Linked DNA regions of Mus musculus: region 1 is linked to region 2. The links are chromatin loops, found by intact Hi-C in ENCODE. Cell type or tissue: left cerebral cortex. All regions are shown on one strand. Links, peaks and the distances in the headings refer to the core of each region. The heading gives the core; the rest is flanking DNA.

Region 1 (15,758 bases), core at 2,741-10,740, 58 kb before region 2:
ATGTAAAAACTTCACTAATTTATAGTTATCCAGAGTAAAATGAACAAAATTAGAAATGAAGTAGATGTTCGCTTTGGGAAATTATTGACAGGCTTGTTGGAGAATATTTTTTTCCTGACGTATTCAGGAGAGGCCATGGTTCTCTTCGGTTTTTCTGAATTGGAAATTTTTGACAGACAGGACAGAGACTGCTCGCAGGCATGAGAGGATGGGGAAGCAAGGACTCCTGGCTTTGACTTGTGTGCATGTCTGATATGGTAACCACTTACTCTTCCCATGGCCTGTGCTCTCCCAGGATGACAGTCTGAGGATACTTACATAGCACGGGTTCCCGTCCTTTGCCACATTTTTGCAGATCTTTCTTCTAACTACTGGATTTCATCTGATTCCTTCTCAAATTACCCGAGTCCCTTGAGTTCATAAATTGTTTTTTATTTATAGTTGATATGTGTAAACATCCTGTTTCCTATAAAAAGAAACGATGAGCATCCTGATCTTACAAGGTGATTTGATATGATAGTCCTACCTGTTTGTTTGTTTGCTTGTTTGTTTGTGAAGGAAAATTCAGTGCAAATACCTTCTGATAAGGTGGATTTACAATTTGATAGAACTTTCTGGAATGACAGACGGTTCATTGTACACTGTCCCACACAGTAGACACAAGCCACTTAAATTAGGCTACTGTGCCTGAAGACAGAGTTCTTAGTTAATTTTTGGAGGATTTCACTGTTTGTAGAGTGCTTCCTAGCATATATGAAGGCGTGGGTTCATTCCTCGGTGCTGCATACATAAAGGATAGTGCTAAGCCATGTTTGTAATCCCAGCACTCGGCAGGTAAAAGCAAAAGGCTCAGGAGCTCTTGGTCACCAGTAACGACATAGCACAAATCTGTTAATGTAAATACCCACCTAGATCAAGTGGGAGTCACGCCCCACTGCCTCTGTTACCTTGTCCTTAGTCATTTTACATTTTGGTCACAATGTAGGAGCATTTTATTTCTGCAGCTGACTAACTTATTCATTGTTTGCCATCTTGGTCCTCGATGTCTTTGTTACACTAACTAGTGAATGGCAAACAGAGTAAGGGTTGTTTGTTTGTTTTGTTTTTGTTTTTCGAGACAGGGTTCCTCTGTGTAGCCCTGGCTGTCCTGGAACTCACTTTGTAGGCCAGGATAGCCTTGAACTCAGAAATCCACCTGGCTCTGCCTCCCGAGTGCTGGAATTAAAGGTGTGTACCACCACCGCCCAGCAAGGGTTGTTTTTTTGTTTTGTTTTGTTTTGTTTTTATGTTGTTCCAGGCAGATTGGAACCGAGTATGACATGCGTTTCATAGTATTACTTTTCTCAGGGGATTCCTTGTATGCTACATAGAAAAATAACTGGAAACATCACTGCTTAGGACCTATAAGAGAGTAATTCATAACTCAGCGTGAAGCTCGGTTCTTTTACTTTTGGTTTTGATATCCAACTTTATTGTGTTGATACAGGTACCAAATTCTTACCCAAGCTAAGAAGTTGTAGGAAGAAGGTTCAGGCACCCTTCTAGTAAGAAAATGTAATTAGTACATGTGTTGATGAATGGTTAGGCTTTGCTAGAAGCTAGTCTTCCACTCAGATCTTGAATATCTCCTTTGGAGCTTGCTTCGGCTAGTAATGTCTTCCTGTAGAAACAGCTCTGCATGAAAAGGGCAGTGATGCCCATGGCATTTCTCATTTCTGTTTGTTATACTTATAGATTTTAGAATACAAATATGCATATTTAATCTAGCTTTCTATTTTTTTATTTTATTTGTGTGTGTGTGTGTGTGTGTGTGTGTGTGTGTGTGTGTGTGTGTGTGTGTGTGTGTAGGGAAATATGAAGAGATCAGAAGAAATAGTCAGTTCTCTCCTACCATGAGTTCCAGGGATCAATCAGCAAGCACATCATAGTCACTGAAGTAAATCTTCAGATCTAAATTAACTCTCAGTATCATAGCCAGCAAGGAGCCTGTGTGGAAGTTTAGTTAGGCATGTTCATATGGGCATCCCAACCCACCCTAACCCCAGCACCGTTACAGCATCAATGGCTCCTTCTCATTTCATCTGCAGCCATCCTTCATGTTGTCCTACTGTGGTCAAGTATGGGTGATGCTTTACTCTTCACTTGATTAGAATTAAAAAATACACAAAGTATATGTGAAAGACTATGGGGACTTTTGAAGTTAGACTAAATGCATTTTGCATTATGGTATGGCCATGAGTCTATAGGGACTAGGGAGTGGAAGGTGGTGATTTGAATGAGAATGGTCACCATAGCCTCATATATTTAAACACATGGTCCCCAGTTGTAGAACTATTTGGGAAGGATTGGGAGGTGTGGTCTTGTTGGAGGAGGCATATTGCTGAGGGCAGGCTTTGAGGTTTCAAAGGCCTATGCCATATACAATCCCCCCTCCCTCTCCCTCTCTCCCTCTCCCTCTCCTTCTCCCCTTCTCCCTCTCCCTCTCCTTCTCCCCTTCCCCTTCTCCCCCTCCCCCTCCCCTCCCCCTCCCCCTCCCCCTCTCCCTCTCCCTTTTGCTTGAGAATCAAGATGTAAACTCTAAGCTACTGCTCTAGTACAACACCTTCCTGCTTGCTCCCATGCTTCCCAACATGGTGGCCATGGACTCTAGCCCTCAGAACCATAAACCCCAAATTAAACACTTTCTTTTATAAGTTGCATTGGTCATGTTGTTTGGCCACAACAATTGAAAATTAGTTAAAACAATGTATAAAACTACTAAATACTGACATATGTGAGAGAGAAAAATGCACTGTTCACTAAGCAAGGAAGTTTTAAATGAAGCTTGAATATAAAACTAATACAAATTAAAAATGATAAAGCAAGAAAAGGAAAATATTCATAATCAAATGTTGATATTTTGATTAGTTACAGTCTTGCAGTGTGCTTTTCTACTTAATAGAGATTCCAGTCTCTTCCCTTTGTGGTTATATAAGGTAGGACCACATAACCAAAGCTTTCATTCTAAGAAGGCAGTGTGAGGAACAGAAACACTGATGCCTAGTGTTGCTTTTGCAGGTGTCACTGGTGAGGGCTCCTGCCTCATCTGCATGGCTGATACATGATGCTCCTCTCTGTGGCTGAGACTTTTGTGGGTAGATCCTGACCACGAGTATGCTATAGGGTGTGACATAATGTCCTAGTTAGCTTTCCCTATGCTGTACTAAAACTGACCAACAGCACCTTGGGGACAACATGGTTTGTTTTAGCTTACAGATTATGATCGGTCTTTGAGGGAAGCAAGGTGCTCAAGCAGGATCCCTGAGGCAGGAACTGAATCAGAGGACACAGAAATATTCATTACTAGCTTGCTTTTCCTTGGCTTTCTCAGCTACCGTGTTTTATACAGCCCAGTTTTATACAGCCCAGGCCTCCCTGCCCAGAGATGGTAGTTATCAAGAAAATGATCCCACCAACATGCCCACTGGTCAGTATGATGGAAGCAAGTTGAGATTCTCTCTTCTCAGGTGTCTAGGTTTGAGTCAGGTTGACAAACTCTATGACTAGTACTACAGGTAGTCATTTATTTCATAGATGCACTGGTGTTTTCATCTGGGCTGTAGAAATGGCAGCAGAAGTCTGACTTGTCTCTTGGGATTCATGAGTCGTACCTGTTTTTAAGAGACTTCCTGTCATAGTACATAATCCAAGTCCCTCCCTCTCTGGTTTCAGACATCTGGGAGACCACAGGTGGACTCAGCCTTCATACTTAGAGCATACCAACAAAGCCAGTGCAGAGAGTTAGGAGAAAGTCCTAGAACATAACAGCAGTTGGATCCACTAAAAGATTGTCAGTCTTTTTAGGAAAGCTTTCAGGGAAAAGGTCCCATTGCCTGATGTGGCTTTCTATATTCCTCTTGTGGTGGGAAAGCAAAGGATCTTCATGGACATAGGAAGTAGGCAGTGGAATAGGGGGACAGCCAATGGGAGCAAATGTGCCCTGGGAACAAGGGCCCAGGAGACAAGTGGTATTGATGAAGCACCAGCTTATGTGGGTCAATCTGAGTTCCAAAAACCAAAATTGGACCTTTGACTCTTATTTGTTTGTTTGTTTGTTTGTTTATTTATTTTAAATTGGACCTTTGGCTCTTATTTATTTGTTTGTTTGTTTGTTTGTGTTTGTTTGTTTATTATATGTAAGTACACTGTAGCTGTCTTCAGACAGCACCAGAAGAGGGCATCAGATCTCATTATGGGTGGTTGTGAGCCACCATGTGGTTGCTGGGATTTGAACTTCGCTCTTCAGAAGAGCAGTCGGGTGCTCTTACCCACTGAGCCATCTCACCAGCCCTGACCTTTGACTCTCTTAAGAGTCAAAAACTACAAGAGACTACCAATCTTGGGGAGACAGAACAAGAATGCGGCAGTATTCTCAGTCTGCCCTGTGATTCTCTCTCAGACTAACATTTTACCATCAAAACCATAGGGTAGAGGGAGTGAAAAGGAACGTCTTTGTGGAGGTTGGCTCGTGGAATAACAGATCAAACCCTGGCAATCTGAGCTTTTGTTGTGACTAATGCCCACCTAGAGTTAAATCTCTTATTGCCAGATGCATGTGGGGTATAGGAACGAGGGAAAGTCAAGGTGATGCCCCCATACAGAAGGGCAGGTGCATATTTTCAGATTATTTTACCTGTAGGTATGAAGGATAGTAAGGAACTCCCAGTACCCATTAGTTCTTCAATTAACCATTTAAATTGTATGCAACCCTGAGAAATGGTATGATATATTTTGCACCCTTGCCATGCAGTCATATATCCTTGAAATGGTTTTACAGCTTTCTCTTGATAGTAATCTAACCCTTCAACAAGAGCACAACGGATTGATTTCTACTGTCAGCTGCCTCTCTCATCACCTTGTACTCATTCTCCTGAGAGTTCTGGCTTCTTCCAGGAGACAGCATTTGCCCTCTTGCTCTGTAGACATCTGCAGCCCATGACACATACTGGGAAGTAGGGTCTGTACATGTGGTCATCTTTCCCCTATGTTCAACCTATCATTAGAAGTCCAAGGACTAATAAGTTAATGAGCCAAATGAAACTATTCTCATTGTAGAACTCAATTTTTGAGTCTCCAGATAATTTTGAAGAACTGTTGAGAACAATAATGGATGGGTCAGTCTCTGGGATTGTAGCTATTTCTAAATGATAAAACTTAGAAATATTATGAAGGAGGTTCACCAAGATTCCGTTGCCTGGGTGGAAATGGACCCAAAATCATGGGCATCACAATGGCATTACCTTCTGGGACAAAGAATAGAGCAATGGCCATGATGGCAATCAAGTGGAACCCAGATACAGTGTAACAAGGAGATGACAAAAGGGTAGCACACAGAAAATAATGTTGCATCATATTCTGCTGCCATATAACATCTCAGCCCTGAACTAGGACCAGCAGCTGCAGAGTAAAGAATGGAGGATACACAGACATTCTCGACTCTTAGACCAAACACTGGAATGGAAGCTATGTCCTTGTCCATCAAGAAAACCTACTTGCCCTTCAACGTTGTGCCCAGGCCTTCACGTATAGTATATATGCAAACAAGGTAGCCAGTGTCACCTGAAATCGACAGAGTGATATCTCTATCAAAATGAAATCAGTCTCTAAAATGTGAAGAAGCAGTGCAGCATGACTCATCCTCCTGTGTGAGTAGCTGACCTGAACGGCTCTGCAGAGCAGGAAGCCAAGACTTCCTAGAGTCATCCACCGGGACCTTTTTGCAGTGAAATTCATTCATGTGTGCTCATCAAGTCTTAAGAGCTGGGTTATTTGTGGGGAGCCGTATAATGAAATTCCAAGTATTTTGGACGTTCCCTCTACCTTGGGGTGAGTTGAATATCCTCTTGCCTTTGCCCTCTGTCCTCCCTCCACATCCTGCATCTTGGTTGAGAGTCCCTGAGTGTTTGCTTATCTTCCTACAGGATTATCCAATAGATCCCTGCATCCTACCATCATTTGCATGATATTTCCTAGGTTGAAAATGGCTGGCAGGTCAGAGATTTTCTGCTTAAAACACATCAGACCAAATAGCTTTGGGTGTATACTACATCCCAGAGCCTGTCACCCAACACTGAAAAATATTATCTGTTGGGTGTCTGGCTCTGTTGCTTATTTTAGATTAAACACACATTATTTTTAGTTTAGGTTCACATGTGTGAGCCAATGTCTCTGATAACTCAGTAGAATATAGGACTCCTGACTTGAGGACTTGAGCCTGCTGCCCAGTGCTCTGCACCCAGAACCCGCACAGAGTGGACACATAACGATAACGGACACAGAGTGGAACTTAGTGGATGGTCAGATTGCCACTTCTAATTGATTTATGTACTCTGGCCTTCCTCAAGGGAATTCTTTTCACAAATGATGATGCCTTGTTCACAGCTGAGTTGTGGTTCTGTCGAATCTCACTGCCAGGATGACGCCACTGTGGCTGATTCCTGTCTTTGGGTGGCCTTGGGGGACTGTGCCATCTCCCTAGGGAATGTCTCTTTTTCTTCCTTCTATTCATTACTAGAGCTGTTGCCACAGAAACAGCTGCAGTGCCACATGGGCATTAAAGAGAGTAGCTGCTGAGACTGAGTAGAGAAAGTTTCTACTACTGTTTTTTTCCCTCTGAGTATTTCCTTTAAAATTTTAGTCCAGATATTTAAATTGCTTTATTAAGATTTACTCGAAGGCCTAGAGGTATATCTGAATATGTGTGATGTGAAAGAAATTGCACATTTACACACACACACAGCATCTGTGTGACTTAAGTTGCTCAGCTGAAGGCCACAGTGGGACAGTAAGCAGATCCAAGGTTGGCACAGACCAAAATGCAGACTCCCGAGGTCAGACCTTGGCTTGGCCATCACAGCCCTGAAGCCCTTGAGCTTCCCACTTTCTCCTTTCCATCTGCAAAGTGATAGCGGTGCTGGCCGACGCAGTGCTGGCCGACTGCACTACATCAGATGGGTCATCTAAGATCGTCATAAGGATCAACCCCGTGATGTCTGCACAGTGCTTGGACGCCATCTGATGCCCACAGAACTGTGCACATTAGCTCACTGAGTTCTGGCTGCCACACGGGGAGGCCAGAACCAGCTCAGAGTGACAGAGTAACAGGTTGGAAAAGCCCTGAGACCATTTGGAGGGAGAAGACAGGTGGTATCAGGGGAAAATGGTAATTAGTACACCAAGATGATTAACAAACTGAATTTTAACCCATCTTCAACAAGGATTGAAATAAAACTTTCTACATTTGAAACTTCAACAACCAAGATCAAAATATTTCAAAGATAAAAGAATTCCATTTCCTAATATGTCTTTTTCTCACTCTTGTCTAATATGGTACAATTTTAAAACTCTTATATCAGACTTGCAAATCAGGTTTAAAATCATCAAATAAAAATGCCCATCAGCTCGTCAAATTCACTGCAGATGAAATCCTCATTTGCCACCACCCCACCCCAGATTCAGAAACGTTTCCCAACTGGCATATTTTGATCATCTTTAGTCTCTGTCATATCTTTCTTTCTCTGTCTACTTTGAACTCTAGCTTCATTTCTCTTCCTTTTTTGGATAGAGAACATAATAGAAACTGAGGCACTTTTTGCTCCCCTGTGGATCAGATCCCCTTCTCTCAGCGTTAGCATCGTTGTGAAACTCTGTCTTTGGCTTCCACCTTCCTTACCTTATTCGAAACCATTCTGGCCTGGCTTCAGGATTACTCTATTAGATAACAGATTAACTTCTCAGCCTGCCTTTGGCACTTTCCAGAGCCTGAACTATTACCACCTTGGTTGGTTGTCAATAATGCACAGCACAGGATATCCTCATACGAAGCCCACTTTCATTCTTCCTGTGGGTCTCAGCTGTACTGTCACTTCAGTGTCTGGGACTCTCATATATCAGTCTCAGACCCAGAGCGCTCAGGGGAAGATAGCTTGGGCATCTTGCTTGCTATTCTTTTTATAAAGTATTCCTTACCACTTCATCTATACACCTAGCTGAGCCAGTAGGTACTTCCATGTCTGCTTTGCACTGAGCCTGATGAGGGCAGGTGACTGAGAAAACGGCCTTCTAGGCATTATAGCCCAGCAGCTCAGCTGTCCCAGACACTCATCATTTTATAATAAAGAACAAGGGACCCAGAGATCCTGAACTCAGACTCAGTGCTCCCTGGCTACATGGGCCTTGGCAAGTTAATGAAGCTTTCTGGATTTCAGTTTTCTTATCTAGAAAAATCAGTAATAAGATCTGCCCCCAGTTTCACAAGGCTCTTGTAGGGCCAAACAGATAGACATGTGACCGTTCCTCTGCAGAGGCTGGAGATTGTAGCAGCAGCAGCAAAGGGAGCCATGGCCTGAGAGCTACAGACAACTCAGTCCAGCCAGTCTAGAGTAACTCTACTGGTGGCCAGTCCAGAACCTGCTCTGTGGCTCCAAGTCCTTCTAACACCTTAAGGGTCATTTTGGTACTCGGGATGTTGTCTGAGCAAAATGAAAGTTTTCGTTTGAACATTTAAATTATCTGGTTCTTTCTCTCTCTTCCTCCACTGCCTCTTTCTTCATAAATCTTAAACAGGTTTATTTATTTTTGTTTGAGGCAATGTTTTCCTGTATATCCTTGACTGTCCTGAAACTCGTTCTATATACCAGGCTGGCCTTGAACTCATAGAGATCCACCTGCCTCTGCCTCTGAGTACTAGGATTAAATATCTGTGTCATTGCTCAGCTCAGCTGGTTTTCTATTTGTAAAATTCATGGCCTTTCTTAGAGCTTTGTTATATACATGAGAAATGTGTTAACACAGTGAAGAAACAAGAAAAGCTATTGCTTTTCGGTAGGTAGACAAATTCCTGGCTCCAGGTGGCTCTTGTGGGTCTGTCAGGTGTCCAGCTCCTCTTCCATGGATACCTGGTAACACAGTTGGTTTTAAGTTTGTCCCTTTTGGCATCCTATGGCCTGTGGCAGAGTGGGTAAGGCAGGAAAGCTGGTGAAAGAAGTAGAAAGGGAGTGGATGCTTCCACACTAGGCACACTGTTTCACAAGCATCAAACTGTCACAGAAAGGTGACTTCTTGGAGGTCATAACTTTCCAAGGCAAACATTGCACTCGAATAAATTTGCTAACATTGCCTTCCACAAAGATGTGATGTTCATTCAGTCTTTCCTATCCAGAGGAAAAAGTATTGCTGGACTCCTTTTCTGTCTCCAATAGGCAATGCTGATCTGTATGAACACATAGGTCCCCCTAGAGCAAAACAGTTTAGATTCTATAATGGGTCTGGCCGGTATGGTCTTACCCCCAGGAGAGGCATCATGGTCTCCAACCCAGATCTTATTTCCTCCCTGATGGACAAGAGACAGAGGACAGGCTGGCTGAATAGGAACTTCGTATCTGTATCCCCTCCATCTCCAGAGTGCAGTACTCCCTTTACAGTCAACTTGTAGATCAGGAAAGACATACTATATCTCTGTGGTCAAAGCCACACATACTTACCCATGCACACTTGCCCTCATGATGCATACACCAATTTGCACATATGAACACACATGCATGCACATGTCACATGTACATGTTTAATTGTGTATATATGTAGTGTCATGCACACACTACATACATATACATACTATATCATATATGATATATACGCATGCCACAAATATAAACACAACGTGAATATATGACTCATAGATAGGTGCACACACACACACACACACAAACACACACTAACACTCACTCTCATACACACAGAACCAACACATAAGGGCAAGCCTAGAGTGATTCATCAGGTTGATGAGAAGATGAGACCTGGTATTTCAGGAGACCCTCCTCCCAGTGTACTTTCCAGAAGGCTGTTTACTGGTTCCCTGGACCATTTTTTTAAATGACCATAGGGCAGTCCTCTAGCACCCCAAAGCATAGGACTCTGGTGAACATGCTTTAAATAAGACACCGTGTTATGTGCAAAGAAAAGTGCACCAAGTGATTTTGACCTACACTTGACACAAGTATGCCCTCTGATCTCTGAAATAAGGTGACCAAGACAATACCATGGTGGCCTGTGCCACAGTCTGTCCTATCTTGCAGGGTGACCTCTTTGTCTAGAGGCCCCAGAATCTAGGATTCTATGGAAACTTGTAAAGGCAAGGGCTGAGGTTCATACCTGAACTTAAATGAATCCAAGCCTAGTTTTGTGCTAGAGACTGCCCTGCCTACAAAGGAGCCTCGCTGTCTAGAGGCTGCAGAGCCCAAGATTCTGTTAACAGATTCTGTGTTTGTACATTTTCCCCATTCTACACGCTCCTTATAACGTGCAGTGAGCTAAGCCCACTTCATTGGCATGCCTCCACCCTCCCTGGGGCATGAGGCCACCTACCCCTAGAGCACCTCCCCATCTCTTAAATGCTGGCTGCTCAGCACCTAGGAACCTGATCTCGCTTTTAAAAGAAAACACAAAAACCTTGCACATTGTAGAATCAGTCTGCACCACGGGGATGACTGAGAAAACTGGGAGCCTGGCAACCAGGTTGCCATAGCAACTCACTCCCTCTTCCTGCTTCCCTTTGCAGCCTCAGGGCAGGCCTAGCCTGGCACAGTGTGCACAGAACAGGCAGGATGTAGAACGCCCCCACTGCAGCAGGAGGTTTCTGAGCCTTCTCTCAGGCTGGCGGCATCTGCCAGCATCCTGAGTAGAAAGGAAGCCCTGAGGCCTGCTCCACACAGGCACTGACCATGTTACCACTACAACCTTATCTCCTTAGAGAATTCCCAGTTATGCAGGAGGCCCTTCCTTCCCTCCCTCCTCCCCTCCCTCCCTCTCCTTCTCCCTCTCTCCCTCACTTCCTTGTCATACCTATTCTTCCCTTATAGCTTACATAAGACAAATCATTATAAAAACGTGATTCCCTTCCTAAGAGGCATAATTTTGGTATTAGCAGGTGACACTTCTGTTAATATTCATACTGGGACAGGCACATCTTGAAATAATTATCTTAAGAGTAGCCAAAGTCATTAAAGGGTCAGTAAATAAAGATGCTGTTAATATTTGTGCTAGCCATGTCAGCTAACCCACAACATGTTCTTTTATTCAGAACAGTTGAGATTCTCATATTAATGGAATATAATGAATTCAGTGAAGACTGTACAGCAAGCGCCTGTGCCTATATGTTTGCATTAATGGGAATATCTATATTTAATCACCAATTTTTATTGCACATAGATCCTGCAATGTGCAGAAAAGCCTAGTGCTACCCAAGTCCTGCTCTCCAAGTTCTCACCTCCCCTTACCCTGAGCCCCTGCACTCCACTGCCTTTGACACCTGCCCCTCCTTGCCTGACCTCCTGCCAGCATCTTCATGACAGATCCTCTCTCCAGATGTGCTGTTGTACCCTTGAGGACAGAGTGCTTGTTAAGACTGGGTAGTTGGCAATTCAGAGTAGCCTGGTAGATGTTAGAGCCAAACTCCCAACAGTGGAATTCCTGATAGGAAGGGGAAGTATAAGAATAGACATTGTGAGCCCCAAGCCAAGATAGAGTGCCTCCAAGGTCCTGGTCCTGATGTGGGTCATCTGATCCTGAGAGTCCCTCCTGCCAGTGCCCATGTCGCCCTAATATTATACCAGGGGTTTGGAGAGTCTCCTTGCAACTCAGCAGGCTGTAGTTCAGGCTACCCTCTTCCCTTATGTTGCTCTTCTGCTGAAGTAGGGTCCCCCCTCTTTGCCCACCCCATAACTTTTAACGTTGTCATCATCATCTACAATGAGGAGAGCCTAGACATAGATGGATATGTCTATACCAGTCTTCCAGGTCCTGGCAGCACTCCCATTGTCCTGGCTCTCCTCCTAAACCTGTATTAAATAAACACTCTTAGGCATATATCTATATTCCAATATGTGTTCTTCTACCTGGGCTTGCTCCTCTTCCCCTGGGTTCCTCCGTTTCCCTATCATTTTTTTCTCCAGATATATGCTTTTGTGCTTCTTATATTTGCTAGCAGTACATGTTCCCTATCAGCACCCCTCTTTCCTCTCCACTTGCTCCCCTCCCATGCGCGTGAGCACACACACACACAAGCATGGTGAGTAATGCCTTGATTCTCAAGCTGAACACAGGTGGGCACTCCTCATCTTGGGAAAAATCCCTGTATGCTTCTTTCCATCCTCTCTGAGGGAAGGCAGACTCTGAGTCAGGAAAAAGAACAGGGGTCTGGTAGGATATAGACAACTTGCTTCAAGCATGGTGACTGTGGTCTGAAGGTATGCTTGTCTGGATGGTTATCTAGACCATCACAAGATGATTCCTACATCACTCTAGAGGTCACAGGTGTCTTTCTGCCCAAGGAACACTAGGTGGGCTCTAATCAATCACCAAAGGTCACTAGCTACAGAAAATGCAAGGATCTCAAAAACTAGCTGATCTTAAAAAGTAAAATCAAAACAAGATCTAAACTTGCACACCCCTGACTTCTGTGGCCCTAACTATAATCCTATATGCTGGTATGCATGTAAAGATGGATGTAAGACTTAAAAAAAATATATCCACTCTGAGAACAGGATGTTTCAACACTTAAGTAGGCCTGTCTGGGTATGTCTGTATTTCCATAGTGCTGTGAGCTCTACAAAGTCAATGAGCCTGAAAGACTAGGTAGGGTTTCTGCAGAAAATCAGGCCCTGGACTGGACAGACATGACTTACAGCCTAGCATCCACATGGCAAATTGTGAGTCAATTCCTTTTTCCTCAAAACAGGAGCTGAGCCCTCTAGCCCAGCACAACCCCTGACCTAGATACCAGGAGCCATATCAGGACTCAGTGACACAGCCTCACTGCTTAGTGTGCTGGCTTCATGGAAGAATGGCCCTCAGCTCACCTCTCCTGTAAAGGTAGTTTCAAGGATAGCACACTCGGCTCACAGAGCAAAGATCTCCAGCAGATATACAGTGAAGGCTCTGGCTGGAAAGAAAGCCAGGGGGGAAGCAGGATGTGGCCTAGTTATAGAGGAGACAGCTGTGCCATGACCTGAATTCCCTGCAGTCCAGTAGACAGCAGGAAGAACATTTGGTCTGGTTATATCATCTGCACTTCAGGTTAGGTCTGCAAGTCAGAAAACAAGAGCCTAGTGACTTCCCTGGAATTGGTGAGTCCTGGTAAGGAGAGGTCTTGCTATACTTCCCACCTCCCTTTGGTCCAGAGGTCCTGAGTGCCAGTGTAGCAAGAGGAATGAATGGAACCAGGTGGGAGATGTTACCACTCAGCCTTGTCCTAGAGAGCTACATCATAGAAAGTAGAGGACAGATGGACACAGCTTCTCACATTTGCATCTGGAAGCCAGAGAGGGATACCACAGATGGTGCAGGGGGAAGACTTTATCCTAAAGCCATGGTTCCCAACCTTCCTAATGCTGCAACCCTTTAATACAGATTCTCATGCTGTGGCAACACCCAACATAGCATTATTTCATTGTTATTTTATAACTGTAACTTTGCTGCTGTTAGGAATTGTAATGTAAATATCTGATATGCAGGATGTCTGATATATGATCCCCCAAGGGGTTGTGACCCACAGGTTAAGAACTACTACCCTAGAGGTCATTGGAGGTCAATTCCTAGAAGAGAAGACCAAAGAGGCAGAGCCACTAACTTCCCTCATAGTGGGTGTTCCTCCAGATGCCTGTAAAAGGATTCTATATCCATCTATGCTCAGTCACCTGAATCCTTGGGCTTTCTAATGCATGCCACAGATAGACATGAGTATTTGCTGTGGTCAGCTGTCCAGGGCTCAGCTGAGAAGATCTCTGAGGTCACTAGCAGGTGTCACTTCAAACCACCCTGTGGGGATCTCACACTTCTTTGAAGTTGCCAGTCTGTCCTCTCGTGGCTTCAGGAGAGGAGATGTGTTCTGTGCTAGTCAGCCAAGGTTGGAATACTCTTCTGAGGGGCCTAGCCCCTGTGAGCAAGTGGCAACAGGTCTGCCTTCTCCTCCTGAGATTTGCTTTTCAGATATATCTGTGACAGTGTCTGCGTTCCCCTTGAGTCCTCTTTTCTCTGAACTAAGCATTCAAGCAGCATATCTGAGTTCTTACACATTTCTGATCTTTTGGGAATGTGGTCTACTTCTTGCTCTCCCTGAGAGGATACAGGAGGGGCAGGCATTCCAAGTTGTCATGGAAGAAGGTATCGGGCACAGATGGACGTGATCTTGGAGCCCTAGGTCTCAGCAAGTCCTCCTTCCTACTCTTTCTGCTATGGCTTGTTTCTTAGTATGTCCTTGTAAGCTCATCTATTCTTCATGCAGTCTATTCTCTCAGACTTCTCTTCAGACAACTCCCAGATGAGAAAAGCTCTCTATTCTCTGGCAGGCCCCACAGTGGACAACACTTTCTAGAGTGTCCCTAGGAAGAGGATACCTGTCCTTCTAAGCCCAGATCCCCTAAGTTAGCAGTCTTTGGTCAAGTCACAACATCCAGGGGTTAGAAGCTTTGAGAAGGATCCTTGATCTTCTCTCCAGGAGGTAGAATAGGAACAGAGCCCTGGAGTGAGCAGAATCGTCATGATCCTCTGCCTTCGGGACATACCTGGGAGAGCTCCCAATCATGGGGGAGACCATGCAGTAGCATCAGTACTGTGTGTTCTTAGCACTCAGTACTGCCTTCTACTACCTCCTCCTCCTCCTCCTCCTCCTCCTCTCCCTCCTCCTCCTGCTCCTGCTCCTGCTCCTCCTCCTCCTCCTCCTCCTCTCCCTCCTCCCCTCCCACTACATTCATTCATCCTTATTCTTGACTTTTTCCTGCCGTTGAACACCCATTGCTAGAACATACATCTCGCAGTCCAGGTTTAGGGCATGTCTTCTGTGGTAGTTGTACTGTCTCCTGACTCCAGCTCTCTGAACAGCTCTCCTAGAACTCAAAGGGAAGGCACGGAAATTGGGCAGAGCTTGGTGCTAGACATCACGGATGGCTCTTGGTCACTTGTCCATATAAGCTCATTTCGTGTTAGCACAAGCTCTCTCACTCTCCACATTCCATAGGCCCTGTGAGGTCTGTAGGAACCAGAGCATAAAAAGTACAGGCAGAGGTACACATGAGCACATGCAGGAGGGACTGAGCACATGAAGCAGTGATGGATCCAGACATTAGAAAATCTGCTCGTGACCTAGCATGGGGAATACAGCTATAATCCAAGAATGTAGAAGGCTGAAGCAGAAAGATCACAAGTTCAAGGCCAGCCTGGGATACACAGAAAGACCTTGTCTCAAAAAGAAAAATCAAAAGATTCTAATCAAAGAAAATACCAGAAAGTGAGAGGGTAGAAGAGAGCTTTCTGTAAAACTTGCCTCATTGCCCTGGAATCCTTCCCTGTAAAATAAGGAATTGGATTAATTTATTTCTAACCTATATTATAAAACCAAGTCTGCAGAAACTCTTAATTGATTTGAGCAAACAATTTTTCTCAAGACCAGGGAGAAATATAGGTGGTTTTGGAAGAAGAGTAGATATTTTTCATGCTAAGGTACTAAAAGATGGAAACTAAACAGAACAATGAAATTTAAATGAAGACAGAAAGAGGAGGAAAGCAGAGAGACAGGATCTGGGCAGAAGACATCAGTTGTCCCGGAGTGCAGGACAACATGAACTGGTTAACTCCCTGGGTTTTATGTGAAGTCCACAGAGGGGCTTTGGAAATAAAAGATCCTGGTTGGCTATGATGATGCATGCCTCCCCCGGGCACTCAGAGAC
Region 2 (15,758 bases), core at 4,046-12,045:
CCCTATGAATGCTGGAAACCACTATTCATTTAAGAGGAAAAGAGTAAAGAGGAGAGATGGGGGCTGGCACGGGCTTCTGAAACCTCAAAGCTTATCTCCCCCACTCCCCCAGTGATATAGCTCCTCCAAGACCACACCTCCTCCAACAAGACCACACCTCCTAATCCTTCTCAAGCAGTGCCACTCTCGGGTGACTTCAAATATGGGAGCCTGTGGGGCCATTCTTACTCAAACCACCACGGGTGGAAACATTAATTTGACAGAAAAAATGCTAGAGGGTTGACCAGGATGTACAGGGGAGGAAACCATATGGCATCAAGAGATCCCCCAGTAGGACGAAAAGAATCATGTTCATTCAGTGGAGAAGTCCCACTAACACTGCTGCCCTGCTCAGTGTCTCTTCATAGGCCCTGCCTGTAGATGAGAGGTGAGAGCCTGGAACTTAAACCAAGTGCAGGTAAAGGATAACAAGCAAAGGAGTCAAGTAGAGAGTCAGGGGAACACTCAGGAGACAGGAGCTCAGTGTATGGGGCACACGCAAGTCTCCAGCTCTCCCAGACTTCTTAGAACAGTGTGTCTTACCCTGTGGGTCGAGACCCTTTTGGAGATCAAATGAGCCTTTCACAGGGTTGCCTAAGGCCATCAGGAAACAAAGATATTTGCATGATGATTCATAACAGTACTAAAATTACAGCTGTGAAGTAGCCACAGGGATAACTTGATTGGGATCACCACACGTGAGGAACTGTATTATAGGTTACAGTGTTAGGGAAGGTGAGAACCACCATCTTAGGAAAAGGAAGCTGAACCAAGAGACCAGTCAGAGCTCTACCTGCATACATTTACTACTCACCTGCAGGGACCCAGAGCGCCTGTCACGGCAGACTGTAACACCACAAAGAGAAATTAACATCATCAATGTTAAAGAACTAACATTATTCCCCACAGGACACAGGGGCAGATGGGGCAAATGAGAGCATCCAGACCCGAGAGCCTTCAATGACGAGAGAGCAAGCAGTCAGTCAGAATACCTCCATGGTCGCTGTAGCTAGTACCATGTGTTCAAATATAAAGAATCAAAGACACAAATTCAGGTCCCCAAGGTGCAGCCTCTGCTTGAGCAGAAAGCTTCTGTCCTTGTCCCCTCAGCCGGTGTGCACGCTCCCAACAGCCAACCTCATGTTACATGTCACCCATATGTGTGATTTCAGATCACCACAATGGAGAGCAACCTGAAGACGATTGAGGAGGAGAACAAAGTCATTGAACAGCAGAATGAGTCGCTCTTGCACGAGTTGGCCAACCTGAGCCAGTCCCTGATCCACAGCCTCGCCAACATCCAGCTGCCTCACATGGTAAGTCACTAGGCGTAGGTGAGCGCCTCGGAGCCTCCGCAGTCCACCTCACTGAGTAGATGTCTGTGTCATTGTCTGTGGTCCTTCAGCTTTTGGTTGTTTTTGGTCACCACCCTGAAACCATACCGTTAACCACTAGAAACATTGGTGGGGCTGATCGCATAACGTTAAGTGTGCTCTGAGTAGGCCTGTTAAGTATTATGGAAACAGTGGCTCTATGCTATGATACTGTTTTATGCTTTTGTGAATATACTATTCAGAAAATGAAAGTTGTATATGAACTACTATTTAATATCTCGTAGGATCCAATCAATGAACAAAATTTTGATGCTTACGTGACTACTTTGACGGAAATGTATACAAATCAAGATCGTTATCAGAGTCCAGAAAATAAAGCCCTACTGGAAAATATAAAGCAGGCTGTGAGAGGAATTCAGGTCTGAACAGCTGCTCTAGTGGTGACTCATGCTTAAAAAGGATGCCTCTTGTTTCTTGCTGCTGTAACTTACCAGAAAGTGTTATATATTTATTTCTGTCGGAACAGTGTTATGCTACAAGACTTCATAATGGTTTTGTGTGCTCTCGAGAGAGTACCTGCAGACTAGTTTTGGATACATTCACATTTTGTACGTTTTCATATAAGCTGACATAGTGTGATTTGCCATGTAATGTTTATAGCTGCTGCTGTCTGCACATTTGGGGGTCTCTATATTTCTGAAGAGGTAAGCTGATGAAAATAAATAGAGTGTAAATTCTTTTTAATGCTTTAGTGATTAAATGTTTTAGTATTTTGAACTGAAATGGACAAAAAAAGAAAAAGGAAAAAAAAAGCAGGTTTGAACGATCACTTTGTGGCCTCCTGGCCACTTTTAGACATTATCATTTTGCCTCAGGTTGGAGGACTTTGTGGAATTTAAGAAATACATTTTGTGTGCATATTGTTTCATAGCAAGAATTGGTTGCAAAAAAATGCTTTATTTTTGAACAATGCTTGGAAATATTATGTGACTTTTTTGTTTGTTTGTTTTAGGAGGATGGTGTATGGTGGGGGCAATAAATGAGGTTTTTTGCATTCCAAGGAAATGGCATATGGATTAACTATAAGAAATGAAATAAGTAATTTATTGTAAGACAACATCAAGCCATGGAAACTTGGCAGAAGATTCAAAGCAGCTTAAACAGCACTTTTAATTAACTCCTAAACATTACATGGTGGGACTGTGGAGACTCCGTTAAGACAGGAGCTTGTCAGAGGTGGACAACACGAAGATTTCCTTTGCATTTTCAGTAACCTTTGGAGCACACTTCTCTTATTTCTCCTAGAGCCCCGTGCCCCTCTGAAGTGTTACCACAATCTAGCTTACCTAGCAGCCGTTGATTGTTTTTTTTCCATCTGAGCAAACAGGTAATTTAAGCATTTATCTCCCCTTTCACTTTCAAAAAGAATCATCATTGATTATTCTTGTTTCACATCTGAGGATGAAGGCTAACGGCTGTGCTTGCCCTGGTTACTGGATGGGATTCTCTGCTGGGCGGGTGGGGAAGCAGCTCTACCCTTCCCTACCCCTCCCTGCCCCAACTCTGACTTCGAATAAGCCTTGGTCCTATCCAGAATACACTGGACACCAAGGCCAAGGACGTTCACGTTCTGCCCTCGCTGGGTCCAGCTGACTCTAGCGTCTGCACAGCCTTGTGTGACTCGTGGTGACCTAACCTGAGAAAGAGTGCAATCAGATGTTAAAGTAACTAAATAGACTGCGGCACTTTTTTGCTTTAAACTAGATCATCTTAGATTTGTCGATACCTTCGAAATTTGATGGTTTCATCCCAAATGACTGCACTATATGTATGCATACGGCCACTTTTGATTGCTGCGCCCCTTCTGAGTAGTCTTTGACAATGTGTTGTGTTCCCCGATGTCGACTTGATTTCCTTTTAGTAGCATCTCTCTCTTCCATGTCTTGATGTTATGCAGGAAGTACAAAAGTACTTTAAAATTTTGTTATGAAATAAAAAAAAAAAGGATGGGTTTTGTAAAAATAATAAAAAAAATATTTTTAGCAGAACAGGACTTACAGGGTCATTGTCCCCACAATGTGCCAGTCGGCTCTTTGCACTCGCCTTGTCCTATATATCCGTACGGAGGTGTGCAATCCTGTGTCAGTCGCCTTGTGACACTGAAGTGGATGAGTTATAGAGGAGGCCCTCGAGGCTGACCCAATACGGTTACTAAGGGAGACTACAGGGATCTCACGACAAACATTCTGATACAATACTCAACCTCGGTATATATATATATATATATATATATATACATATATATATATGTATAAATATAAGAATATCCCAGCGGCACTTTATACTGTTCACTGTACAAAAGCTTACAGTTTTCCACAAGGACTTTAATAACTAGCTGGGGAAAAGATTATGTAATTACTTGGGGCTCTGCAGGACCTTCTCTGTCCAGCGCCCCCTTTCTGTTGTGCGATTAGTTGTAGCTGCCATGCTCAGAATTGCCTTTTGAGAGCTGAAGCAAGGTGCTTACTGTCACCTGATGCCATACACATGGTCCCAGGCCCACACCCGGGGGGCCTCTGTTCATAGCGGCACATGCATTTCCCCACCGCGTCTTGTCTGCAGCTTCTTGGCCAATGTAGTAATGCTTTTAGTAGAGTAATAGGTAGTATCAGTTTGGATTCTTATTGTTATCACCTATGTACAATGGAGAGGGGTTCTAAGCACAAATCTGCTGCTCATGTAACGGTGGTACATAATATCAAATCAAAAGTTATCTGTGACTATATATAGGGATCACAAAGTGTCACATGTTAGAATGCTGACCTTCCACATGGGGTTATTGTGAGTCATCAGAGCATATTTATTATAACTTATTGTTCATATTCATTTCTAAGTTAATTTAAGTAATCATTTATTAAGACAGAATTTTGTATAAACTATTTATTGTGCTCTCTGTGGAACTGAAGTTTGATTTATTTTTGTACTACACGGCATGGGTTTGTTGACACTTTAATTTTGCTATAAATGTGTGGAATCACAAGTTGCTGTGATACTTCATTTTTAAATTGTGAACTTTGTACAAACTTTGTCATGCTGATGTGAACACATCTTACTCTGAATAAAAAGGTGTTGCCACGTTTGTAGCACGAAGGATCTCTAATGGGTCTGAGTCTTCACTGGAGCGTGCCATCTGGGCTCCTGGAGCCCTCCGCCTCCCTCTCCCACCCTGGGTCTCTTGCCTTTGGAGCAGCACTGTGGGATTAGGCTGGAACTTGGGGCACGTGTGGATACGCACCCCCGGGCATCATGCTTGCTGTGCTTCCCAGAGGACCGTTTATCTCATTTACTATCACCCCTGCCCCAGCTGAGATCCAGCCGAGGACCTGAGGTTGCTTAGGTGCAGATGTCTCCCAACAGCTTGGCATCCTTCTGCAACGCTCACGCTTCGAACAGCACTGCTGTTGGTGAGCGTAGGCCCATATCCTGAAGGGGCTCTCACAGGTTCTCCGTACCTGGAATGCAGTCTGGGATCACATAGTCGGTCAGGTACCTGCTCTGCCCATTGTGCTTCCCCATCACTACAGTTCCATGTGTCTGCCAGGACACAGAGGCTTCAAGGGGGCAGCACGGTCACTTCACAAAATGTCCCACGTTGGTTGTGTGATTGCAACCTTCTGGCTGATTCATTTCAAAGGACTGCTTTGTTCTTATACATAGTAGAGCACATGACATCACCTGGCTGTTACTGGTTATCAAACTCAGGAGCTCACAAAGGATGGAGTGCTACTTTCCAGGAGCACTATTAGCCAGGAGCTGAGCAAGAAGTCACCTATGAGATATAACTGGACCTTCACATGTAACACATGCACTATCCAATTCCATTAATAAAAGTTGCAGCTTAAAATTCCACAGTAGCCTCCTATAACATGCACAATACATAGAATATAAGAAAACAGCTCCTGTAATTTTGATTAAACTGGAAACTCGCTCCCAGCGGTGGCTTCTGCTGCTAAACACAAGTCAGGCGAGCTCCTCAGACCCCGTTCCAGCAGATTCCTTCTTGGACAGCTGGCAGCAGCAAGACAGTGCCTGGAGCTGCTGCTCAGATCTTCCAGGGCCAGCAGGTAAGCAGTGACCCTTTCCCTAGGGTCCTTCATGTCTGCCTCAGACCTGCCTGTAGAGTTCTAGTAACTGCTGTCTTTTGGAACAAATAAAGCTAATAGAAAGGCAGTTGTCAGTGTCTCAGGTCAGCCAACCTTGGAGCAACTCTAGAAGCAAGGTCATTATTTAAAACTATCCAAATAAAGTTCAGAATCTTAGAAAATAAAAATAAGATAAGCTCACTGGTCCCCGGTGTTTATTCTGAAAATATAAAGTGATTTTAAAGAATCCTAAAATCCTATGATGGAGAAATGAGTAGACAGATCTGAGAAATGCACTTTGCAGAGCATTGCAGAAGTGATGTAGCACTAACCAGGTGGAGTAAATCAAGTAAGTGGCCACAGCCCAGGGGGCAGCATCAGGGTGGGCTGAGTACACACAGGTAACCCAGAGGCAAAGCACGGCATTGCTGTGGGTCCAGAAAGAACAGAACAGGAAGATAAGGCAGGAAAATAGTCCAGGGCCACTGCCCTTAGAAAATCAGAAGAGGGGCCCTTGAAAGGCCATTGCTCCCAGCACAGCACCTCTGAGTAGGATAGCACATGCAGGACAAACAGCAAACAGTGGTTTCCCTTACTTGTGTCCCAGAGCCTTTTGTCTGAGATTACCCAATCTTCCTAGACTTTCCAGTCTCAAGTCTCAAGGAGAATGGTTTAAGCATGTATTGTGCATGCGAACACACATGCATGTGTGTGTGTGTGTCTTCATGTGAGAAATATTTATATATTGGGGGGATCTCTCTTTTCTTGTGTAGCCCTGGCTACCATAGAACTCATTCTGTAGGCCAGGCTAGCCTCAGACTCAGGGATCTGCCTGCCTTGGACTGGGATTAAAGGCATATGCACCATTGCCTAGCTTCAAGTTTTGGTTTTTATAACCACAATACCTAAGCACAAGAGCTGGGGATGATGAAGGGAAAAGCCATAGTCTGTGGCCACAGCAGATGTCCCTCCCTCCACAGGTGTTAAAACAGCTTTGCAAGCACAAAGGATGCAGGGCAGTGAGGAGATCAGTTGACAGTTGACAGCAGGTAATGGCAGTCACTCTTGGACCATGGTAATAGGCACTGATAACACAGGGTCCTGCTGAGTGCCCAGCCACACCTCCTTAGCTGGCCTCATCCCTGGGAGGGGCAGCAGCCTTTCCCAGCCCCTCCTCAGCACAGCCAGGACCGGGCTTCTCTTCCAGTCACAATGACTGACCTGATATTCTGGCAGCAGGACACATCTGCCTCTTCCCAGTTAGACAGACAGACAGACAGACAGACCCTGTAGTGCTTGAACTAAGTAAGATTACACAGAGGAACCAGGGTCTTAACCAACATGCAATTTAACTATGTGCCAAGAAAAGGTTCAAGCATTGCATTTTGTCTTTCTATTTTAATTGTGAGTGCACGAGAACACACACACACACACACACACACACACACACACACACACACACACACACACAGACACACGGCCATCCTTGCTCCAGAGCTCCAAAGGTCCTCTTCCTTCTCTTCTCCAAACTGCATGGGATCCGTTTCCCACTCTACTCTGTAATATTACTTATAGCATTTATGCTGCCTCAAGTTATTTTTCTTCATCAAGGCAAGATATGGAAACAAAGGATACATGAGTCTCAGCAAAACCCGTGGGTTACATGGGGGAGGCCTAGTGGTGGATATCTAGTAATTGAAGGAAAACAGGAGGGAGGAAATGGAACATGGAATTACCAGTCACCTCTCTGGACGTAAGAGGCGACATGGGCTCAGGTAAGTCACAGCTGTCTTCTCTTTGTCCTGCTATGTGGTCTGTGTTGGTTGAAAGGAGGGATGTGCCCCCTAGGCTCCTATATTTGGACACATGTCCCAGGTAGTGGAGCTGTAAAACCTTTGACAGGTGTATCCTTGCCAGAGGAAGTGTGTCACTGGGGACGGGCGTTGGGAGTTCAGAGCCTCACTCCATTTCCAGATTGTTCTCTCTGCTTCAGATTTTCAGTTACGAATGTGACCTTCCAGCTTCTTGCTTTTGCTGCCTGCTGCTGTGCTTCTCGGGCCCTGGTGGACTCTGCCTCTGGAACCCGTAAGTCCAATGAAGTTCTTTCTTTAATAAAATGCAAACAAAGATGTGTGTTTAGGAGCACTGGACCCCGCGTCTGGTCACCATCACTGCTTCTGTCAGAAGGACTCGAACAGGTGAACAGCAGAGGTGTCTTCAGTAAGGGAAGGTTCCAGAGGAGCTGCATGGCAGCTGCTAGCCTTAGGAAGCTAGGAATGGCCCTGGGTTTCATCCCCAACACCGTGTAAACTGTATACAGTGGTGCATGCCTGTAATCCCAAGACTTGGGACGTAGAGGTAGGAAGACAATATGCTAAAGGTCATGTGTAGGCATAGTGTGTGCAAGGTCAGCTTAAACTACAGATGGGGTGCAAGGGAGGGAAATGGAAAGAGAAAAAAGGAAAAGGTGAAATGAAAGAGAAGGGAAAAAGAAGAGAAGGGGAGGGCAGGTTAGTTGGGACCTTAAAGCCTAGCGAGTAACTTCAGAACACACTGAAAGCATACATCCAGCTACTGCTAAGACTCCGGAGAAGCTCACAGTAAGTTTACTCTCTTCAGAAGCCTTCAACCATACTTGGGTATGTCCCATCTTCTCCCTAAGCACCACTCCTTTTGTTAATGCTTGTGCCTAAATATTGGTTAAAAATCTCTTCCTAATAATAAATTCCAACTCTACATCTACTCTTAAAAAAAAAAAAACAGAAGCAAGCAAACAAAACCACATAAAAATGAAAAGGAAAGAAAATTCTGGCTTTCCTTGAGTGGAAAGAAGTTCCTGGACTCCATGCTCCAGGGGGCAGTGTGGAGCTGTCTCTAGCTCCTGTGTTCACTGCCTCTGCTACTGAGGCATAGTAGCTTATAACTGACAGCTGTCTGCCTGCGTATGGTGCTGGAGGGAACAGGTCAGGGACAAAGCAGGAAGGCAGACAGTGATGGCAGAGGAGTGGTGGCACAGTGGGTCGGTTCTGGCTTTGGAAAGGGAAAGACATCAAGTGTCCTTTCTCATCTACCCCAAGCCCACTGACGTTCATTCTCCAGAGAGGAAGGTCCTTTTACCAATGTGTGTATTTGAGAAATATTCTTCAGATGTTTCAGAGGATGCAGGGGTGGGAGCCTTGAGCCAGAGATCATGGGCAGCTAGTGAGAGCGGAGCCTGGGCTCAGGAAATGGTGGTGGTTCTAGACAAAGGGGTAGACACATTGCTTGGCTTGTGGGGAGCAAACAGAGACCTGGAGTTAGTAGAAAGGGGTACAGAGATCTGCTCTCGGGGCACACAACCAAGCCAGCTCACTGCAGTCCAAGAAGACAGATGCAGGGAAACAGCTCAGTTCTGGCAGAAGCTTGTGTGGCTGCAGCCCAGGAGCAGGTGCCATCAAGTCCTATGAAGGCAGTTGCAGGTAGAAGTTAGAAGTGGCTTAAGGCTGGCTGATGCTGAAGAGAGAGCAAGAAGCTTGGTGTGTATATGTGAATGTATGTGTGTGTGTGTGTGTGTGTGTGTGTGTGTGTGTGTGTGTGTGAATGTATGTGTATGTGTGTGTGTATGTGTGTGTGTGAATGTATGTGTGTGTATGTGAATGTATGTGTGTGTATGTGAATGTATGTGTGTGTATGAATGTGTGTGTGTTTGTGTGTGTGTATGTGAATGTATGTGTGTGTATGTGAATGTATGTGTGTGTATGAATGTGTGTGTGTGTTTGTGTGTGTGTATGTGAATGTATGTGTGTATATGAATGTGTGTGTGTGTGTTTGTGTGTGTGTGTATGTGAATGTATGTGTGTGTATGAATGTGTGTGTGTGTTTGTGTGTGTGTTTGTGTGTGTGTATGTGAATGTATGTGTGTGTGTATGTGAATGGATGTGTGTGTGTGTGTATGTGTATGTGTGTGTATCTGGACACTGCCCAACTCCATTATGCTAAGAAACCAGTGTCCCTGGAAGCCTGAAGGCAAACACTGAGCTTCTCGCCTTACCATCCTGTGTCCGGGGTGGGGAAGGATGTCTCTGATCTTCAGTCTGTGTGAGAAGGAGCTTTGCAGTTCCTACCCATGGTGTGACAGCTCTGAAAGGGACAAGCAAGCTGCATCAGGACCCTGAGAAAAGCAAGCACAGTCAGTTGACTATAAAGCTCCTCCTCTGTTTGGTAACCAGCAGCTTGGCCCAGCTGGCCCCAGCCTCCCTCCATCACTGGCTGACACTAAGGGAAGGTAGGGTCATGAGCCCGTTGTATCAAAAGCTAGATACTCAAGAAATAAAACTAGAGCATAGGAAAGCCCTCTACTAACCGAAATATATGCCCAGCCCAGGTCCGATGTTTTGTTTGTTTGTTTTGTAATAAACAGTCCAGATTTGGCTCTGTTTGGCTAAGAGAAATTTTTGGATTTTTTTTTCTGTTGCTTGTGTGTTTGCTTGTTTGTGACAGGGTTTCTGATATGTAGTCCTGACTGTCCTGGAGCTCACTATGTAGACCAGACTGGCCTTGAACTCACAGAGATCCACCTTTTACCTCCCCATTATTCAGATTAAAGGTGTGGGCCAATGCAACTGGCTTAAATATCCTGTTTAAAGAGTTTGATTCAGACAGGACTAGAAGCTAGAATGCCTGACATTCATTGTGAATGCCTGAAGAGCCAAAATGGGTGCAGAAGAATCCAGGGAGACCCTGTTGTCTCTATGAACACTGTCTGAATTTTCTATAATAAAATGAATTATTCCTATAATGTAAAATCTCTACATGGGACTCATGGGACTCTCCGAGGTACTCTGTTCTTGGGTTGCACCTCACAGAACAAAAGTTCACATCAAGAAGATCTGAAGGGAATGGCATAAGTTTCTCACCTCCTTTATGGATCAAGGGCATCTGTTCCATGGCAGGGCATACATGGCCTCTGGCATGATCTCTGGGAAACACTGGCACCTAGGCATCCCCCTGCCTCTAACACTGACCATCCATGGGCAATGTGATGTCAGAAACCTGTATCTTAAAAGAAGCAGGCCATGTCAGCCTGATGTCAGCAACATGACTGACCCATAAGCCAGGAGTTCAGAAATGCCAACTCATCGTTGTTTTGTACACATGAGTGATACAGAAGAGCGAGGCAGGTAACTCAGTTGGTGGAGCTCTTTTGTGGCATGTGTGAAGCCTGGGATTCGATTCCCAGCACTAGACGAATGAGCATGGGAATGCAGAACTGTAATTCTAAGCACCAAGGAAGTGGAGGCAGGAGGATGAGAAGTCAAGACCATCCTTAGCTACAATGTGAGTTTGATGTTAGAGACCTGTTGAGGAATACAAAAAGGAAAGGGGAAAGGAGAAACACAGAAAGGAAGGAGGGAGGGAGAGAGGGATAAAGAGATGGAAGGGAAATAATAATTTGCCCAAAGGGAGTATATCCCTTACAGTTATTATTGGTGCAGAGGGTTGGCTATCTTAAAGCGTACAGTCTGGTCTGGGAGCTCACTCTCATTGCTCCTCACTCTTTTCCAAACAGGGATGCCTTCCAGGTGCTTTTCAATTTCCTATCAATCTCAAGGCACACTCTTAGCGTTTCATAAATAAAACGATTCTTATGTTCTGAGTGGCCATTTTGTCCAGGGCTAGGAAGCTGGCCTCATCAGAGCAGGCGTTGGCTGCAGCTTGTTTTGGTTCTGAACTCAGAGAGAAAAGGGACATCGTTGTTGACCCCTCACTGCAAGATGATAACTGTTGGCAGTCACAGGGCAGGAAGCTTGGGTTCTACTCCTGGCTGAGCAGAGCTTTGGAGTCCAGTACTCAAAGCTCCTAAGTTACTGCGTGCTGTGGGACCATCAAGAGCATTCTCTGAACTTGTGTTGATTTACAAAGAAGGGTTCTAAAATTTTCTTGTACAATAATCTCATTAGTTTTTTAGCTGGGAGACATGCCGCTAGCTAAGTCCCATTTCTTAGGTTGTGTGCTTGGCATCCTTTGGTAAAACTGTCAGATATCTCGAGATGTTGACAAAAGCCCCTGACATGTTAGAAAGCCTGCCTCCAGGAGCCACCTTGGCACTTCCAAGTCAACAAGGGCTTTGCTACAGCTGGGAGTGGTAGTTGCCCACTCTCTTCTTAGAGTATCTACCCAGTCAGCTGATCACAGGCTCACTCTAGGCAGGACCTAATTAAGATTGTCACTCAGTGACAACCTGAGTGATAATCTGGAGAGTCAGCCTGCCTGGGAGTGGGTCTTTGGGCACTCTGCCGTGTATCCTCATTGGAGAGTTACAACAATACTCCTTACTAGCTCAGCAATCTGCTCAAAGCTCCTTTTCATTTTGTGAAAAATCATTAATCTAGAGAGATGTGGGCTTTTCTGTGTTTCTCAGAGCCTGAGTTTACCTTGTGGATTTGTCTGTGGTTGTGTATCAGGAGACAGCCTCCCCCCCCACCCAAAAATGTTAGTGGCCTGAGGAGTTTTCTTTTAAAGACCTCTCTACTCAGGTACAAAGTGGCATCCATGTTAAATGTTCTACAAGGCCAGATGGCTGGACTTCATCATTGTGGGTTTAAGTGTTGTAGAGAGATAGATTATTTTTAGTCCCTGGAAGCCATTTTCACCCACCCCTGTATCTGACCTGACATCCTCGTGACTTCCAAGAACTGTAAAGTGTATTTCTAGCAAGCTGCTAGTTTACACCAATCCAAAAGCTAAGAATGCCATCAAAGAACACCTAAAATCTGCAGCAGGGTTTCCCCTGCTTGGCTGTAACCCTCCTCCTCGTTGTCCCCACTAATGGATTTGGTAAATGTCCTTGATTGATAAAGTTGTTTGTTCTGTAATGGGTACTATCTTCTGTAGGATCTGGGATGAGCTAGGTCTGCAGAGCATTCACTTAGCATCGAAATGACCCACAGAAGATCTCAGGGCCCCAGCTCGGCCTCTTTGGAACCTGCATATAGCTCTAGTTCTGGCCCATTTTCAGGCTTGGAAATGTTTCTCTCTCTTAATAAACTATTTCCTTTCCTGTTAGTATACATGTGTCTCTATCTAAATCATTATTAGGAGACGTAAAACCTGGAAATAGCAGTCAACTCTCTCCAAACTCAGATCTGACCTTTAACACCATTTTGGGGCTCCCAAGTTACATCTTAACAGGTTGCTGAGAGCTTGTTGTTGCTGTTGTTCTTTTTTGATAAAGTGAGATTATCTTGTGGCTCTGGAAGTCTCTTAGATATAATTACAATCTGATTATCAGCCTTAGGCTGCCCAATGGGATTAAAGGCATATCTTTTTACAATAAATGTAATTTCTGGTGAGACTTCTAGAAAATTGCAGGTTTATAGCTACAAAAGGGAGTGTGCCTTATATGCTTAACCCTTAAGCATTGTCTACAGCTGTTTTAACATTACTGTTTTAAATAGCTCTGTAGGAAGCAAGTATTGTCCCTATGTAGACAACCTTCACAGCAAATGTTACCAATTGTGTTGGAATTGTAGAGTTTCAACTAGACTTCCAGATGTAAGCCCCCCCCCATAAGCTAGACTCCAGGATGCAAGTCCCCTCTCTCTCTCTACATCCCCATACTTTCCCCCTTTCTATCCTTCTCCAGTTCCATTGTATTCCATTTTTATTGTCAAAATAACCATCTTGCCTATATTACATGGTGCTTATCTAAAAAAGCATTTCTTTTTTACAACATAAAGATTGAAAGAATTCTTCTTGCTAATTTACTTTAGATTTCTAAGGCCCTAATAAGCATCGTTTCGAAATGATGATAAATTCACAGAAGGTTGCAAACTCAGTGCTGAGGCCCCTGGCTTTTCCCCAATGCTTGTGCATGCATGCATGATGCTTTTCAAAGCCACAGCCTCCAGTGAGGCATGTGTTGACCCTAACACTGGTGGCCATTCACATTCTTCTTATTGTGACTGCAAAAGGGCCTAAGCCAGCCCATGGGCTGGGTCCACCCACTTGCAGGTCACCTTGCACTCAAGTGGTGTTTTGTTTCTTTGGCAAGCAGACCCCGCTGTTCTGTCTAGGCTGGCCTTGAACTCCTAGTCTCAAGCAATCTTTCTGCTTTAGACTCCTATGTATCCAGAAAGATAGACATGCACTAAGACTAGCAGACAGCTATGGCTGCTTATCTTTTAAGCTGTGTTGTTTCTCAGGTGCTGAGAGCTAGCCAATAGCTTACTTCCCAGGGAGATAAAAGGACTTTAGGAACCTGAAATCTCTTCCCTTCTGGTTCCAATTTCTGCCCTGCCTTGCCCATCCTATATTTGGGACTGATCTGACATGGTGAATTGCCAAAGCTCACAATCAACTGTCTACTGTCTGCTGTCCAATGCCATCCAGCACCCCCCACAACCCCTCATTTCTTGGAGCCAGGAGTGGGCAGTAGCAGAACGTCCATTTGATGGGTATGGTCCTCTTGGACCCCTTCATAGGTAAGTTAGGCCAAGATGAGTCCTGGAATAGGGTTATGGAATGGAGAAGTTGAATACTTCCTGCCTCTGCTGACAATGGGAACCCTGTGGAGTTTTCCTTAGCTAGATTCCCAGCTGCACCTCACTTCCTGTTGGGCCTGGAGTGCAGCATGAATCCCTCACTGTCCTTACCAAGCAGAAAGTGTGTCCATTCTGACACAGGATTCTAAGAATGGGGTAGAGAATCTACCCTGGGGGAGTCACCAGAGAGAACCAGTCTTCCTCCTGGCTCAGGATTATGGGAATGAACATTTCTGATGTTTTAATTACTTTGTCTATGGTTCCCTGGAGGCTGAGAGCTAAGCTTCCACCTTCTCTGCCTTGGGCACCTAAGGTGAGCCCTGTTCTCCTGGTAAGCTGTATAGTTTGTATAGTGGCTAACTGTGCCTGGGAGTCAGGGCAGCAGGTGGGGCTGACTCACTAAGGATTCTCAGGCATTCCCACACCAAGATCCAGCCTACACCAGAAGGCTCTCAGGGAGAATGTGTTCAGAGCTCACTGCCTTACTCAACACAGCCCACAGGATCAACTAGATTCCTCATATCTGGCCACCTAATGCTCACTGACTGTGGGTAGCAGCCATCTTTGCTTTACAGATTGAGAAACTGAAGTCCAGAGAAAGGGAGAAGGTTGACGGGGTCACAGCATTGGAAGCTGTGGCAATGAAGCTGCCTGTCTGTGAGCCCAAGTTCAGTTTGGTGGAGCAAGAGAAAGGATCACGACACCATATTGAGCCTGGAAACTAAGATGTGTTCTGAATCTTGGGGGTGGGGGGTGGGGGGTGGGAGGTTAAGGTGCAAGACTAGAGCAGCTCAGTAGGCAGTAGGTACCAGTGGTGGAGCCCTGTGCTCTAAGCATTGGACTCCTCCTGCATAGAGGGTAGGTACCAAAGTGGAGGGTGAGAATCCAAAGAGGGATGCATGCCCCTCCCTTTGGCTGTGAGACAATTCAAACAGTGATCCCCAGGAGCTGGAATTTCCCCCCAGGAATCTCATGCTGGTAAGAGAAAGGCTGAGGCCCTGTTGCCTGGCAGCAGGGGAGGGGCAGGGGGCTTGTCTACAGGTAAGAGCTCTTACACAGTTCTGACAACTTGTCAGCCTACCTTGCAAAAAACACAAAACAGAGCTAAGACAGCGTTGGATCACTGAGGGGTGGGACCACACCTTGGCTAGGACCCCTTAGTTATACATTGTTTCCGGTCCTGTATTTAAGCCTAAACCTCCCACCAGGATCCTGAAGGTGAGCTCATGGAAGGGAGGGGGTTGCTTGGGCCCAGGCTTTGACTCAAGCTCTCTGATGACATTTGACTCAGAGGTTGTCATGAGGCTCTATATTGAAAACACCTGCATGGTTGAAAGACCACACGATAAATGGATGTCATGAACCAGGAATAGTGGGAGGGGAGCGGGCAGTGGGACAGCCGCTGTTCACGGTGTCTCAGCACCCTCACTGGGTGGAGGTGTTAGAACACGCCTTCACTGAGTATTTCTGTCTCTTTGCCTGAGTATCAGCACCAGAAAGAAATGTTTTCTGTGGAATAAGAAACAGGTTGCAGGCCAGATGGAAGGACTTGGAATGTGCTTATAAGAGGGAAATGGGAATTCGCCCATCAGAAAACTCACCCGAAGGCCAGTCTGGAGATGTTAGACTCCCACGAGCCTCCAGTGTTCACACGAAGGAGATGATGATCAAAAAGTGTGTGAAGGGATCCAGTGTAAGAACTTTGCTGGGAAAACACAACC

Evidence for each region. A loop is a pair of places that touch in the nucleus more often than their neighbours do. Peaks named below come from ENCODE experiments on the same cell type or tissue, not always from the same donor. Only the 100,000 strongest peaks of a DNase experiment are listed, where the experiment ranks them.
Region 1: a loop joins it to region 2, with 10 times the contacts of the local background. A loop is called at or near these places in 1 of 42 quality-filtered maps.

The regions. Positions count from the first base shown.
Region 1 is chr12:29,862,012-29,877,769 of GRCm38, forward strand. All of the region lies in intron 18 of Myt1l (myelin transcription factor 1-like), which reads left to right. Among named protein-coding and RNA genes, the nearest start is that of Gm46346, 45 kb to the right of the region's middle. In left cerebral cortex, for the core only: no CTCF peak of the experiment used is centred there; DNase peaks (open chromatin) are centred at 6,434 and 10,596; H3K27ac peaks cover 3,974 bases.
Region 2 is chr12:29,918,684-29,934,441 of GRCm38, forward strand. Myt1l (myelin transcription factor 1-like) reads left to right here. Exons shown (of 25, transcript NM_001093775.1): 24 at 1,212-1,355; 25 at 1,658-4,526. The coding sequence ends at 1,798. It overlaps Gm31939 (a long non-coding RNA gene), which reads right to left. Exons shown (of 4, transcript XR_001780596.2): 2 at 15,639-15,742; 3 at 9,546-9,634; 4 at 6,322-7,621. Among named protein-coding and RNA genes, the nearest start is that of Gm46346, 11 kb to the left of the region's middle. In left cerebral cortex, for the core only: a CTCF peak has its summit at 8,360 (motif pointing right); a DNase peak (open chromatin) is centred at 8,396; H3K27ac peaks cover 261 bases.